Linked DNA regions of Homo sapiens: region 2 is linked to region 1. The links are chromatin contacts, found by Hi-C or POLR2A ChIA-PET in ENCODE. All regions are on one chromosome and are shown on one strand. The core of a region is the stretch at or near the end of the contact, and the rest is flanking DNA. Distances in the headings are between cores, read along the strand shown. Region 1 overlaps NEDD4L (NEDD4 like E3 ubiquitin protein ligase). Region 2 overlaps MALT1 (MALT1 paracaspase).

Region 1 (7,876 bases), core at 1,209-3,708:
CAGAGGCAGTGTATCTGGTGTAGTGGTAAAGGGTGCAGGCTCTAATTCTGGTAGCTCTGAGTTCAAATCCTGTGATCTGGGAATCTGTGACTCTGGTGAGCCCTGGGCCAGCCTTCTGACAGCCCAAGGGAATAACATATCTCATAAGGCTGCCATAAAGATTAAGCAGTGCCTGACCACAGATGATGACTGTGCCCAATAATTTCGCTTTTCCTAATCTTCATCCTGGTTAGTATTATGAGCTTGAGTTTCGCATCACCACCCACAGTCCTGGGGCTTGGCTCAACGCTGGTGCCTTCATATGGAGGCCAGTAGAACCCAGAAAACCACATATGACTTGGACACCATTTGGATAAAAGCTCTGAACTACTCAAACATTCTTCCCTTAGAATAAAGCCAGAGAACCACGGACAATGACTGCTCTGAATATTCATGAATTTTAGGCTGGAGTCAGCTTGCTTTCAAGGCTCTGACAGGCAATGACCACATTGTTTCCATCTGGAGAGTCACGTGAATGGTACGAATAGAAAAAAAAAACACCTTTCTGGTGAGGCAAGGGAATCCGACAGAAGTGAAAAACCTTTCACAGCCAATTTTTCGCAAACACATGTTCATGAGAATTCTCTCCTGGCCAGCACTTCTAGTGTAAGGGAGGGCGTTTCCTGCAGGGAGTGTTTGGTTGCTTATGTTAGCTCACTATGGCCAGAGCAGGCTTTGCAGCCCCCGCTGCATGAGAAACACAGGGCTACGCTGCTCACCGTTTTCCAGAAGGCCCACTTCTGCTGCTTCCTCAGGAGCAAGAAATAAAGGCCTTTGCAGAAAAACCAACACGAGGGACATGGGAGTTTGAGTTAGCAAGAGCTCCCTGAACCCGGCTTCAAGAAACTGATCCCATCCAGTCTGCATTTGTGCTGGGTTTCATGCAACTGTTCAGAAAACAACTGGGACCCTTCTGCGTCACTGTGCCTCCTGAGAGGGCCTTCTGAGGGCAGCCACGCTCCACGCTTGGGCATCCCTGGCCACGTGTCAGCCCTCTTACCCTCCTCCGACCACAGTCATGTTACTGCTCAATTCCAGGGAATTACAGGTTATTCATGGGCATAGAAGGCCTTTGAAAAAGGATGTTTCTACAGGGTATTTTGTCCTAACTTCTCAACCAATTTAAGGTTGGAGTAAAAACCCAACGTGTTTATTATACAGGTTGAGAGCTGCCTTATCTATGTATGCTGAACAGTGAAAGCTCCACTACCTAGAATAATGAGGGAAGGACTGGGCTCAGAGGAGAAATTCCCCACAGCAGGGAGGCCTGAGCCCTTTATGTGCCAAACATACTGAGTGCATTATGTCTTATTAGCACTACTGTACAATTTCTATTTTCATCCACATCACTGTCCTTTAATTCTCTAAGCTACTTACAGACAGGAAACAGAGCATTCAATAGCCTTGAGCCCAGCACCATACCCAGCTAAGCAGTTCAGATATTGCATTGACATGCATGTGTTTTTGTCACTCACCATGTGTGAGCTCTGGGCAGTTTCTCAGGACTGCCCCATTGCTCTATTGTAAACAGCTGAGGACCATTGGAACCTAGACAAGAAAAGAAAAAGAAATGTTAAGATTGCTTGGGGCAGAAGAATGAAGCTATGGTGTGGTCTGCAGTCCAGCTACTGTCAGGGCAGGGTTTGCCCCCAGGGGTGAGGCCCAAGACACTCTCTTCTGCTGCAACATTGATATTTAATGTTGAGGGAAGCCAGAGGTCTGCACAACCTCACAGAAAGACTCTGCTTAGTCTCCAGAATGGAACTGCACCAAGATTAACAAACACAACAGTTACGTGGAAAGGCAGGCAGCTACAGCCTCTCAGCTGGGCCCTGGAAATTTAAACTTCAAACTAGTTTTGTGGGTGGGAGGGTGAATGAAATGTGACTTTCAGTATGCAAAGTACAGAGTGATTTTTAAATCTATGGTAAACACTGAAAAATTCTGCCTACTGGAGGTGACTTTATACCTCAGTTTACGACCATATAAATGACCCTACAAAACCTAGTTTTTAACGATTTACTAAAAAACTAAACTAGGAAAAAAAAAAAAGAGCAGCCTTATGGACCTCTTCACAAACTGCCCCCCAATCCCTCGAAGTAGAAGCACCATGTTATCTATATAAAGTATAGATAACAGTACTTTCATTGAACTTTCATGGAACCTATGCATGGCACACTGTCCTGAAACTTAGCCTTCTGCAGAGGCCTGGCGGCAGGGTTCTTGGGCCAGAGTTCATGCCTGGCTGGAAATTCCCAGGAGGACAACTGAATCCAATGGTATCCTGCTCACCATAAAGTTCGGCAAATCCATTCATAGGTACTCGCGATGTCCCTGTGACAAACTGCAGTAACCGGATACGCTTTTCGGCGTCCATGAGTAGCACAGCCTATGAACAGAGGCAGAAGGTCATTATACCCCCCACGTGACCCATGGCACATGCTGCTGTCATGCAGGCAGGCAGAACTTAATCTTATTTATATTGCAATGTAAGACCTAGACAGTTGACTCTGAAAACTGAGTAGGTTTTTTATGGCCACAATACTAGCTGGCCTCTCTAATCTAAGAGACTGAGTGATCACAATGTCCGTCTCTTTCTTCTTCTGCCAATAGGCCAAAATAAATGATATAAAAAGCAAACTCTCTGATGGCACCAAGCTCATGTTTCTGTGTTCGAGGCTTACCAGTTCCCCCTAAGCCAATTATAAATATACAGTATTTAAGATTTGTCATCACAAGGGGAAGCCAGGTTATGAGATGGGATTTCAGATTGTAGACACGTTCCCTAGAAGACATCATTTTATAAAATGAAACAAAACAAAACAAAACAAAAACAAAACAACAAAGGCAAAGATGGGGTTCTAAAATAATCTGTGTATCTTACATATCTGCATTATTATGGGAATCCAGGTGGCTTTACTGGTAATGCCACTTGGACTGCTGTAGGCAAACATCTAAAACAAGCCAAGTGAGACCTGGACTAGGCTTTGAAGATTTTGCTTTTTTATCTCTGTATTCCTGCTGGCATTTGAAATAGTAATAAAAGGCATTTAGAAATGTGAAAAAGGCCGGGCATGGTGGCTCATGCCTGTAATCCCAGCACTTTGAGGGGCCGAGGTAGGAGGATTGCTTAAGCCCAAGAATTTGAATCCAGCCTGGGCAACACAGTGAGACCCCATCTTTAAAATAAATAAATAAATAAATAAAAATAAATTTGAAAAAGTTAAATGATTCCTTTTTGGGGTGAAGTAAATAATCAGCCTTTTTGGGGGATAACTGTTTTTTTTTTTTTAAGTTTGTTTACTATATCTCCTTTGGACTAACCCATTCCTATTTTACTTCCCTCCTAAGCTGAACAGGATACAAACAGTGGCCCTAAGATAATAAATCAAATGTTGTGTTATCTTTGGTTGAAAGATACACAGATCAAAATATTTGTTGGAATATATTTTAAAAATTGAGAAAACGACTTCTTAACAGAAAGTGGCATCTTGCAAAGCCATCCCTGAAGCCTGTTTCTGCCCTGAGAAGCCCCCCATTTCTATTTACGCATTGGAGGACCAGTCCCTCAAATAAAAGTCACTTTCACGAGGTGGTCAAGGAAGGCCAGTGTGCTTTTGTAGGGACCAACTTCATTCAAGTCTAGCTGTCTGCTACAGTTACAGAGGAGCCACCACGGGGCTGCTGGCTCAGTTTGCCTCTTCCCTCCCCCAGCAGTCCAAGCTCTAACAGACCCCAAAGCCAGCATCAGTCCTGAAGTCAGACCACAATGGAGGGCGCCACACAGCCCTCAATCCTGCCTCAGGTGGAGGACACCGGCTGGGGCTGGGCCCCGGAGTTACCTTCCAGAACCACTGAATGACGGGGTGGTTTGGGCAGTAGCCGTTCTTGTAAATAGAATGCTGTCTCCAGTCATTCACATCCACATCACCGAGGCCGCACATGAGCAACTAGGAAGAAAATTTACCAGATGTAAAAGCAGGATGTGAAAGGTGCGAGATCACACACTGAGAAATGACCACCCTCAGTGCCAGCATGTGGTCACTGTGCCGCGAAGGTAAGCTAGCAAATCATAACAACAGAGGAAGGCAGACACCTGTTCCAGGCTCCACCTGCCATAGCAGATCACAGAGGCAGCAGTCACGAGGGCAGCTCAATTCGAACCTTGCGCAAGCCACGGCATGTCGTATCGGATATAAAAATGCCACAGTCGTCCTCCCTACCCCTCTAGTCTTACGCATGGGACCTGTGGATTCTCTCACGCTCCAGCAGCATCTGTGCATTACCCTGGCTGCTTCTCCTCCTGAGAGGTTATTCCTCTGAATATCTAAAAGCATCTCCCTACCCACAAAAGAATTAGTGCTTATGACTCTCCTCCAGGTTGATCAATTCCAGTGATGACAAATCACCTCATCTGCCCAGAGGCCTAAGAATGGCAGACATACGCTAAGGCACAACTGGGTCTTCGACTTAGCATTTAGTCTAAGGTTTGCCGTTCCTATTATGCAACTCTCCATCAGGGGAGGTTTCCTGTGGACAAATGGAAGATATTTATGCAAAGGTACCAGAATGAAATGGAAACAGAACTAAGCCAGAAGCCTGGAAATAAAGTTCCTAGGCCTGACCGTGCCAAAACCTTGCTGGGTAAACCCAGCTGCTCTCTGCCTCAGTTTCCCACCTATCAGAGGAAAGGCTTGAGGTATATGATTTCTATAGACATCATCGATCTTGAACTTTCTGTTTTGAGATAAAAGTATAGAAGGCCAGTGTATGGGAAACACTCACTGGCTATGGACGGGGCAAATGGCCGAGTCCCACCAACGGCTTCTCAACAGACAGTCTTTCCCCTGTTTCTCTCGACACAACAAAGGGCGAGATATTCCTTTGTTTTTAAAATGGCTGTTACTCAACTATGTCAACACCAAGAAGCTGAACTAGACAATCACTAAACTACCTTTTGCTACAACCCTGTTGCCTTCTGACATTTTTCCTCACTCAACATAAACCACTTCAAGTTCAATGAGACGTCGTTCTACAGGCCCAAGTAGATGCTTACGGCCACCTTGTGGCCAAGACCCCCATTTGGCTGCCACGGTGGGGGTGGATGGGGATGCAGCAGAGGATACTTGGCCAGTCTGGTAGTGTAAGCAGGTTTCTGCTGTCCAGAGGGCTACTGCAAACCTTGTTTCTACTTGTTGTGGCAATTTGCCTCGCCTGGTGCATAGGGCCATGATCCCAGCTCTGCTCAGTGGCCTCTACTTACTAGGCATGTTCCAGAACTGCCCTCTGATGGACAAGGCAACTACAGCTGATTATTTTTGCTGTTCCTTACTCCTACATTGGCAAACAAGCCCCATAAGAGACATGTAATAGAACCACATTGGCAAATAAGCCCTATAAGAGACATGTAATATAATTCATCTAAAGTTACTCTCTAGGACATTATGGATCCAAGAATATTAAAATATTACTTGTAAAGTAATGAGAGATACTTTAAAAAATCCACTTTACATAAAATAATGTTTATAATACAAACCTCCAGCTCATTTTCATCAAAAATTTTAATCAAATCAATAGGAAGTAGTTCTGTGAATCCCTGAAAGAAAAAAAAAAAACATCTTAAACACCTATTGCCTTCAAAAAAAAAAAATTTCACAGGAAAAACAAACTTTTCTGGTTAGCCAGAAAAAAATATAATCTCTCCTGATGATTCCTATGTCAGTGACAGTATCAAGTAACTATAGTTCCAGTAAAAACAGCACAGTCACAATATAACAGTTTCGAAAAAGCATAGAATCTAGAAGATTCAAGTAGTGGAGTAATTTCTGAAACCTGATGAAAATATGGGATACTGTAGGCAGGGTGGATTCCAAAAGCCATTTATAACACTGCTGTGAGTCAGTGCGTCCTAAGATGCACAGGCTACAGATGTGTAAGAGACACGCTTAAAAATAACGTGCTGGAGGCAGGGAGAAGAAACACAGAGGGAGGCAGGTGATGGGTGCAGACACTGTGCGTACAGAAAACCATGCTCCAGTTCCCAGGTACCACTAACTGTGGCGTGATCTAGGATGAGCTCAGCTCTGCTGGGCCCTGCGCGCTGCGAACGCCGCGTTTCTGAAGGTGTGGACCGCCTGCGGTGGGGCCCAGGAATCTGCTTCCTGGGATTTCTTATCTAAATAAAGAGTGAAACCTGCCATTCTGTCCTCCCATTTTAAGTCCCTAAGGCCCCGAGCTGTTTCTGAGTGTGCTGCCCGGGCTTTCACGCATCCTGTGTAGGTACCTGAGTGAAGGGAAAGCATCACCCCACGAGAGCTCTGCCTCAGTGCAGAGAAAATCAGTCACGTGGACACGAGGCTGTTTCCTGTGTGATCTTTGAGGTAACTAATACTATATCATATTTAAGAAAGAATTTTGCTTTTGGTCCAAGTGGAATACTGTTTAAAATGATGAATCCCTCACCCACTGCTAGGGGCCTGGGAGCATCCCTGATATTAAAAGTTCGATCTGGGCAGTGCCCACTTTGCTCTGTAACAGGGTAAAAGCTGTCATGAGGTGGCTGGGTATAAAATAAATAAAAACTCAGCTTAAGAAAATGTGTTTTCCATGTATCTGTATAGAAGAGAACCTGCAATGAATTATGCCACAAAGAAAAAGGGCAGGGGATTAAAAAAAAATGTCCATGGCTGGGCGCGGCGGCTCATGCCTGTAATCCCAGCACTTTGGGAGGCCGGGGCGGGTGGATCATGAGGTCAGGAGATCAAGACCATCCTGGCCAACATGGTGAAACCCCGTCTCTACTAAAAATACAAAAATTAGCTGGGTGTGGTGGCGCGTGCCTGTAGTCCCAGCTACTTGGGAGGCTGAGGCAGGAGAATTGCTTGAACCCGGGAGGCAGAGGCTGCAGTGAGCCGAGATCGCACCACTGTACTCCAGCCTGGGTGACAGTGAGAATCTCTCTCAAAATCAATCAATCAATCAATCAATCAATCAATCAAGCCCAGGCAGCAGTGATCCAGGGAGGGAGGGGTGGCCAGGCACTTTGGGGACTGCGCTTCATCATTCAGCTCTGAGCCCTCGGGCTTCTTGGAACCTGTCACTGCAGCAAAAGGCAGCCTTCTCTTGGGTACCGCCTGAAACTCCAAGACAATGGTTCTAGATCAAGTCTGTAAAACGTCCTCTTTAAAAACAGGACAAATGTAAAAATAAGAGAAGTCAAGCAGGAGAACCCGTGAAAAGGAAAAGGAGGTGGCGGCACGGTGGCTGAACACTCTTGTGCTGGAGACTGGCCAGCGGTGTGAGCTGTGCGATCCCGGTCTTCCTGCAGGGTCCCCAGCCTCGCCTCTGTCTCTGATCAGCTCCACCACACTAGCTAAAGGAGAAGCGCGATCCCCCATCGACCCGGGACCAGAGGCACATGGCAGAGAACCCTGGCCAGCATGGCTTACCTCCAAGAAGGCGTTCATCTGCTTCTGGACCCTGTTCACAAATCTCCACTGGATGACTAAGCTGCAGGAGAAAAGAGGACAATATTGAACCACCTCCATCATCACTAGTGCTCACTGCTTTCTCCGCAACAGGGAGTGCTTCTCCTCCATCCACGACAGCAGAGCAGAGGGGAGGGTCTCCTCTGTGCCCCCACTGTTTAGTTTATTCATGGCTTCTTTCAAGACTCCCTGGAACACCCGTGAAAAACCTAAAATCTCACTGGAGATTTCAAAAGAGTAATTAACTTCCCCCACATCAAGGTTTGGCTGACCTAAACTGCTTTAAATGCTTAACTGCTTTAAAATGCTTTAAATGCTTTAACTGCTTTAAAATGTGACAACATGGAGAA
Region 2 (7,652 bases), core at 2,324-4,823, 300 kb before region 1:
TAATTAATTCTCTATCATTCTCTCTCCTTGGAAGAATTAAAAGATATATTTAAAAAATTACCTCTTTATTCATTTTGAACCACTGATATTGAACAAAAGGATGTCCAGTTGCCCGGCAACACAGTTTCACAAACTGTCCAGCCAAGACTGCCTTTGACTCTGGGTTTACAGTAATCTTTATTCCTAAAAAAAAAAAAAAAAAAAAAAAAAATTAAAGTCACAAGAGGGATTTTCCTTGTTTATACATCTGAAACCAAAAATTGAAACATTTTAGAAATAACTTGCATATTTATCTTTGTCATAAATCACTCATTCACATCTCCTTCTCAATCAATTTACACTTTGTGAGTTGCAGCTTTTGTAAAATCAGAGGAAAGAAACTTACTTGCAGAAGACTTTGATCTATTGTACTTCCCCATGATTGGGTGGGGGAGAAAATTATTTACCATATTTCTTCAATTTCTAGAAGCTTTTTTCCCCCATATTCTAACACTTCTGAAATCAGGATGCACCTTATAACAGATGCCTGTCAGGCACAGCCACAGGGTAGTTCTCAGTGTTAGCTCATGGAAATGTTTGGTCATAAATGCTCATATGGCTGCCACTTCAGTCAAGTTACGTGCACTGTTAGTAACAGACGTGTTAAGTTGCAATGTCTGCTATTGTCTGAATATGTGCCCCCAAATTCATGTGCTGGAAACTGAATCCCCAATGTAACAATGTTGGGAGGTAGGGCCTAGCGGGAGGCTCTACCCTCACGAATGAATTAATGCCGCTGTAATAACGGGGTTTGCAGGTAGGTTCTCTCTCTTTTGCCATGTGAGGACACAGCAAGAAAACCTTCATCAGAAGCTGGTTCTTTGATCACGGACTTCCCAGGCTCCAAAACTGTGAGAAATAAATGTCTGTTCTTTAAAAATTACCCAGTCTGTGGTACTGTATTATGGAAGCATGCAATGGACAAAGACAACACCATTGAAAACGTCTTCAAATGACTGCATTATTATTTAGTATTGAAATGAAAATGATTTTGGAAGAGAAAGACACAGAAACAGAGCAGTGAGATATATATTTGATATACCTGTGACACAAACATTCCTCATTTGAGGAATAACTGCCAACATCTAAGCTTGGAAGACTTTTGACAGGAATTTGGAAGAAAATCCTAGTCAATAATGGAACACCCCCAACTCCTTCTCTTGCCTCTCTCTCACTCACTCGCCCCAGGGAAGCACATGACTGTGGCAGGAGGCCATTCAGGTAGCCCTGCAGAGAGGCTCAAGTGGTAAGAGTATTAGTCTGTTTCACACTCCTGATAAAGGCATACCCACGACTGGGCAATTTACAAAAGAAAGAGGTTTAATAGACTTACAGTTCTACGTGGCTAGGGAGGACTCACAATCATGGTGGAAGGTGAAAGGCATGTCTCACATGGCGGCAGACAAACGAGAAGAAGGTGCGGGCAGGGAACCTCCCCTTTATAAAACCATCAGATCTCATAAGACTTATTCACTATCACAAGAACAGCAGAGAAAGACCTGCCCCCATGATTCAATTACCTCCCACCAGGTCCCTCCCACAACACATGGGAATTCAAGATAAGATTTGGGTGGGAATACAGCCAAACCATATCTCTACAGAAAGAAACAGATCTCCCGCCACAGCCAGTGAGGAAATGAGGTCTCTTGACAACACCTGTGAGAGAGCCATCTGAGAAGATCCTCCAACCCTGGGGAAACCTTCAGATGACTGCAGACCTGGCTGACAGTCTGACTGCTGCCTCACGAGAGACCCTCAGCCAGGACTACCCAGCTAAGCCACTTCTGGACTACTAGCCTCAGAAACTGTGTGAGATAATAAACAGTTGTTGTTTTTCACTTCTGACTTGGGGGTAATTTATTAATGCAGCAATAGATAACTGACATAAAAGAAACCAAAGCTAGAAAAGCTTACATTTGCAAAAGTTGTAATTAATAAAACTGGGTTAGCTGGCTTTTAGGAAGTAAAGAAAAAGATAATTAAAACTTATAAAACTTAATTTCCTGCACCTACTTTTATTTTCTTTCCTTGTCTATACTGAATGTGACCTCATAACAGTGTCTTTTTCTTCTACCACCCACCAATGCAAAGAAACAAAACAAGATTACAAGTAAAAAGGAAACAGTGTAAATAACAGTAATCTTAATACATCAAAGGTACTAAACTTTCTAGGAAAAAAAATAATGTTCATGAAAGTCACAGCACAAAGATACTAAATAAAAGCAAAATTAAAAATGAGTAAATATTTATTGTATACCTAGCACATTTGAGGGCCTCGAGAAGCCCTAGAAAATCTTTAGTAAATATAGTAGAGCCTCTCAGAATTTTAAACTCTTGCCAAGGGAGGACATTCATATTCATTAATCCTTTATGTCGAGGCCAAGTTAGTACAGGACGGATGAAGTTCAGAATTTTTCTGAAATCTGTGATACATGTTGGTAGGAAAGGTGGAAAATGGGATAAGCACTCTTGCTGAAGCCAGCAAATTCATAACACTGTATTTTAATGTCCCCACATTTACCATTCATCTGCCAGGAGAGTTTTACATCACAACTTTAAAATACAAAGATTCTGATTTCCCAAGTTTCGATGTGACAGGAAAAAGTTGCAACAATGACAAAAGAGAACAAGTAATAAATCTAAAAAATATAGGAGTTTTGGCTATCCTGGCTTTAAATTTGAATGTCCTATAGCCACCACCAATTTTATATGTCCCAAATCCCTTCTGACACAAAATCTACTCCTCTGCCAGTCCCCACAGTTTCCCCATCTCAAAGATGGTAAACCAGTCTTACTGCCTACCACCATCCATCTGGTTACTCAGGACAAAAACTTTGCAGTTTCTTAGCATCATTCTTAAGGGCCCTAGGATTTTCAGAATGGTAAATGGGCACTGGCTTCAACGTAAAGTTGTCAGCTGCATTGGCCCCTAACAAGAGTCAGCCAGGCACTGACTTCTCTCTAGCTATCAAAGTTCTAGATGACATCTTCTTCCAATAGAAGGCTGTTTCATCTACACTGAAAAATCTGTTTATTATAGCCATTTTCTTTAATTATCTTAGCTAGATCTTTTATTGCTTTTTTGTTTTGAGACAAGGTCTGTCTCTGTTACCTAGGCTGGAGTGCAGTGTCATGATCTCGCTCACTGCAACCTCCGCCTTCCAGGTGTAAGCAATTCTCCCACCTCAGCCTCCCGAGTGGCTGGGACTACAGGCAGGTGCCACTGTGCCTGGCTAATTTTTTGTATTTTTTGCAAAGACGGGGTTTCACCATGTTGCCCAGGCTGGTATCAAACTCCTAAGCTCAAGCAATCCTCCTGCCCTGGCCTCCCAGAGTGGTGGGATTATAGACACCATGATCAATTACGAGCCACCATGCCTGGCATTAGCTAGATCTTCTGGATGACTTGCTGCAGCTTCTCCACTAGTACTTGCTGCTTCACTTTGCACTTTTATGTTACAGAGACAGCTTATTTCCTTAAACCTCATGAACCAACTTTTCTTCCGCAGCTTCCTCACCTCTCTGTCTTCACAGAAATGAGGCGAGTTAGGGCCTCACTCTGGATTAGGCTTTGGCTTAGGGGCATGCTGTGGCTGGTTTGATCTATCCAGACTACTATAACTTTCTCCATCTCAGCAATAAGGCTGTTTTGCTTTCTTATCATTCGTGTGTTCACTGAAGTAGCATTTTTAATTACCTTCAAGAACTTTTCTTCTGCATTCGCAACTTGGTTAACTGGCACAAGAGGCCTAGCTTTTCAGCCTATCTCAGCTTTTGATATGCCTTCCTCATTAAGTAAAATCAATTCTAGCTTTTGATTTAAAGTGAGAGACATGTGACTCTTCCTTTCACCTGAACACTTAGAGATCACTGTAGGGTTATTAATCAGCCTAATTTCAATATTGTTGTGTGTCACTGTTCTTTCACTTGAACACTTAGAGACGATTGTAGGGTTATTAATCAGCTTAATTTCAATATTGTTGTGTCTCAGGGAATAGGGAGGCCCAAAGAGGGAGTGGGGAGGTGGGAGAGGAAGAGGGACAGGGAGGGAGGGAGGGAGGGAGGGAGAGAGTGAGAGAGAGAGAGAGAGAGAGAGAGAGAGGAATGGCCAGTCGGTGGAGCAGTTGGAATACACATGACATTTATCAATTAAGCTCAACTTCTTATAGTGGCATAATTTGTGGCACCCCAAAACAATTATAATAGTTTTTTTTTCCTTTGCAATGCAAGGGCTCTTTATTGTCAGTGAGACCACCAGGCTAGATGAGCACTGAGGCTCCAGGGGGACCCCAGGCCCTCTTCAGTGGGAGAAGGCAAAGGTGGGTTTCGGGCCTCAGAATGGTCCTTGGCTCACGTAGCACCATGTAAATACAGAGCTAAAAACTTCCTGGATGTCTCCCACTGGAAACCAGTCAGCCCAACGCATTCCACAACCACCCTCTTTTTTTTTTTTTTTTTTTTTTTTTGAGACGGAGTCTCGCTCCGTCGCCCAGACTGGAGTGCAGTGGCGCGATCTTGGCTCACTGCAACCTCTATCTCCCAGGTTCAAGCAATTCTCCTGCCTCCATCTCCTGAGTAGCTGGGATTACAGGCACGTGCCACCATGCCTGGCTAATTTTTTGTTGTTTTTTTTTTTTGAGACGGAGTCTCGCTCTGTCACCCAGGCTGGAGTGCAGTGGCGCAATCTCGGCTCACGGCAAGCTCCGCCTCCCGGGTTCATGCCATTCTCCTGCCTCAGCCTCCTGAGTAGAGTAGCTGGGACTACAGGCGCCCGCCACTACGCCCAGCTAATTTTTTGTATTTTTAGTAAAGACGGGGTTTCACCACGTTAGCCAGGATGGTCTCGATCTCCTGACCTCGTGATCCACCCACCTCAGACTCCCAGTGTTGGGATTACAGGTGCGAGCCACTGGGCCCGGTCCCACCTTCTTTTTTATCACTGGGAGACACCAAAAATGCTGAGAGAGTAGCTGGCATGATTCCACCCAGACCAAACTCTTGCCACACTTGTTAAGAGGCCAGGTCTGTGGTGTTCTACTGTAACACCAGGAAATGGAATGCACGTCCGTCTGTGCATGTACTCTGCACAACCACGGGCTGCTCCGAGATCTTGGTGTCATTGCCACAGAGGAGCTGGGCCTGAGCCAGGGCAATGCCAAAAGCAAACAGGATCATCTTGGCCCACAGCTGATCTGGTTGAAGGCTATGTGGTTGCAAATCGGCTTTCTCCAGGAAGTGCAGGATATGGAGATAGGGGTAAGGATAGCCCTCCCAGAATCCTGTGTCATCTTTCACATCAGAAACATTGCATTCCTGAAGATCAGTAGTGGGGAGAGGGGACAGAAGGCCTCGAGAACATGATTTTTAGTAGCTTCAACCTCTTCTCTGGAGGAGATGGCGGGGGCAGAGGATCCTTGGCACTCAGCCGGCTCCACTAGAACCATGACCCTGAAGAACAGACACAATTCCAGGTGGTGGATAACGTGGAGTTTTGGGCACAAATCTGCCTGGCCAGAGAAGGATGCCTGAGAATCTGAGACTTACACAACTTTATCAGACTGTCCACAATGACCAGACAGCAGGCCTCTCTCCTGGGGCCGTACTCAGTACAGTGCCAGAGACAGGCATGAGAGATCAAATTCAGAAGACGCTCATCTTGGTTCTCTATGTGGTTCCTTGTATCATCAACAAGGCCAAGTACTTTCTCAGGAAGGCATTTTATTAACTTGGCCTCGGTAAGCCAGAGGGCCTGCTTGACACCCCTGAGAAGGCGGCAACGCTGGTGAAAGACATAGCAGGCCTGGTCTTTGTATGGTGGCTGCTCGTGAATGGAGCTTGAGCAGCAGAACTTTGGGTGCTTCGAGCCAGGGTCCCAGGGTCGTGAACGGGGTGAACAGAATTTTGGGTGTTTCTACCCAGGGTCCCAGGGCAGGAAGATCAGCGGTGGCAGCCCGGGCGTGAAGTACATCTCTCTCACAGAGGGGATGGGCTCCGGTCCAGGGATCTCGTACACTCCATCCAGGGGAGGAGGCTCTGGCTTCCACATGGAGTGCATGCCCCACTCACAGGCTCCACCTCTCGGGGCCCCGAAGCTCCCAAGGTTGAGCTGCCTGGAGCTAGTCAGTGCCTGCCTAGCGGCACCATACTGATCTGCCAACACCATACTGATCTGGTCTTAAGACCACCAACACCATACTGATCTGGTCTTAAGACCGCCACCTGGATGCCACCATCTTACCAGGCACCAACAATCACAGTAGTAACACCAAAGATCACCGATCACAGATCACCACGACAGATATAATGAAAAAGTTCGAAATATTGTAAGAGTTACCAAGGTGTGACACAGAGATATGAAGTAGGCACATGCTATTGGAAAAATGGCACTGACAGACTTGCTAGACACATGGGTGCCGCAAGCTTTCAACTTGCAGAAAGTGAAGTATCTGCAAAGTGCAATAAAGTGAAGCATAATAAAACAAAGTGTGCCTGTACTTAGAATAAAAAATCCAGATTCCTTACCATGGCTACAAAGTCCTCCACGAACTGCTCCTTTGGCCCCTCCGCTCTTCTCCAGGCTCACCAAGCTCCAGCCATACTGGGCCTCCTTCCTTCTATAAGCCAAGCTCTTTTCTGCCTTTCCACTTACCAGTCCTCTGCTGGGTTCTCCCCACAAGCTCCGCTTTGCCATCCCCCGCAACCGCCACCCCACTGGCTTCCACTATTCTACTGTTTCATGGCAGGCTCTTTCCTCATCATCCAGGTTTCTTACTAAAATATCACCAGCTTCTCTGGGAAATGTCTCTAAATTAGGTACCCTCCCACCCCCCAGTTATCTATTACATTCACCCAGTTCAGTGTCCTTCACTCTCTAAAATCCCTGTTTCTTACTGTCCGTCTTAGGTATTAAAATAGAAGCTCCATGAGGGCAAGGCCAAGGACCTTGATGGTCTTAGTCACCAGTTCATTCAGCACCTAGAATTGTGCCCACATATGGCACTGCAGTGGGTGTTAGTGGGTGTTCAACACGTGTTTGTTGAATATATATAATAATAACAGAAATTACTACAGCAGCAAGTTACTGACTGCTTTACATGCACCAGGCATTTTTATCACTAACCTTTGAAATAACCACACAAGGTAGATACTAATTACATCTATGTTACAATGAAAAAAAGGTACGTAATTTGCAGAAGGTCACCCAAATTACCTGGGGTAAATTAAACTCTCTGAGACTTTTTTTTTTTTTTTACATTGTAAAATGGCAGAACCAGGATGCAAACCTAGGTTTTCTTGCCTTTTAAAGGTTTTAAACCTTATGTTTTGCTTTCTCAGTGATTCTGTCTTTTTGTTTTTTTGAGACAGGGTCTCACTCTGTCACCCAGGCTGGAGTGCAGTGGCATGATCAGGGCTCACTGCAGTGTCAACCTCCTGGGCTGAAGCCATCCTCCCACCTCAGCACCCCCAATAGCTGGGTCTACGGGTGTGCATCACCATACCCGGCTAATTTTTGCATTTTTTGTAGAGGCAGGGTTTTGCCATGTTGCCCAGGCTGGTCTTGAGCTCCTGGGCTCAAGCAATCCACCTCACCTCAGCTTCCCAAAGCACTGGGA

What was found. Hi-C counts contacts between places; a loop is a spot of excess contacts on that map. ChIA-PET counts read pairs that join two places held with the same protein, here RNA polymerase II (POLR2A). Pooled maps may share reads with other maps.
Region 2: a loop to region 1 is called in a map with no recorded cell type, with 1.9 times the contacts of the local background. The contact joins two enhancer-like sites. A Hi-C loop is called at or near these places in 1 of 37 single-sample maps with no recorded cell type and 6 of 50 pooled maps. POLR2A ChIA-PET finds 5 or more read pairs at or near these places in 1 of 52 experiments (OCI-LY7).

Annotation. Positions count from the first base shown.
Region 1 is chr18:58,385,198-58,393,073 of GRCh38, reverse strand. It overlaps NEDD4L (NEDD4 like E3 ubiquitin protein ligase), which reads right to left. Exons shown (of 31, transcript NM_001144967.3): 26 at 7,488-7,548; 27 at 5,576-5,635; 28 at 3,882-3,989; 29 at 2,332-2,428; 30 at 1,515-1,587. Among named protein-coding and RNA genes, the nearest start is that of MIR122HG, 57 kb to the left of the region's middle. RefSeq lists an enhancer at 416-915. Within about 2 kb of position 2,458, at least 3 of the 41 ENCODE cell types and tissues checked have a DNase peak (open chromatin) inside an H3K27ac peak, as active enhancers do.
Region 2 is chr18:58,688,897-58,696,548 of GRCh38, reverse strand. It overlaps MALT1 (MALT1 paracaspase), which reads right to left. Exons shown (of 17, transcript NM_006785.4): 3 at 62-183. All of the region lies in intron 2 of LOC105372146 (a long non-coding RNA gene), which reads left to right. It also overlaps the pseudogene MRPL37P1. Among named protein-coding and RNA genes, the nearest start is that of MALT1-AS1, 21 kb to the right of the region's middle. Within about 2 kb of position 3,573, at least 3 of the 41 ENCODE cell types and tissues checked have a DNase peak (open chromatin) inside an H3K27ac peak, as active enhancers do.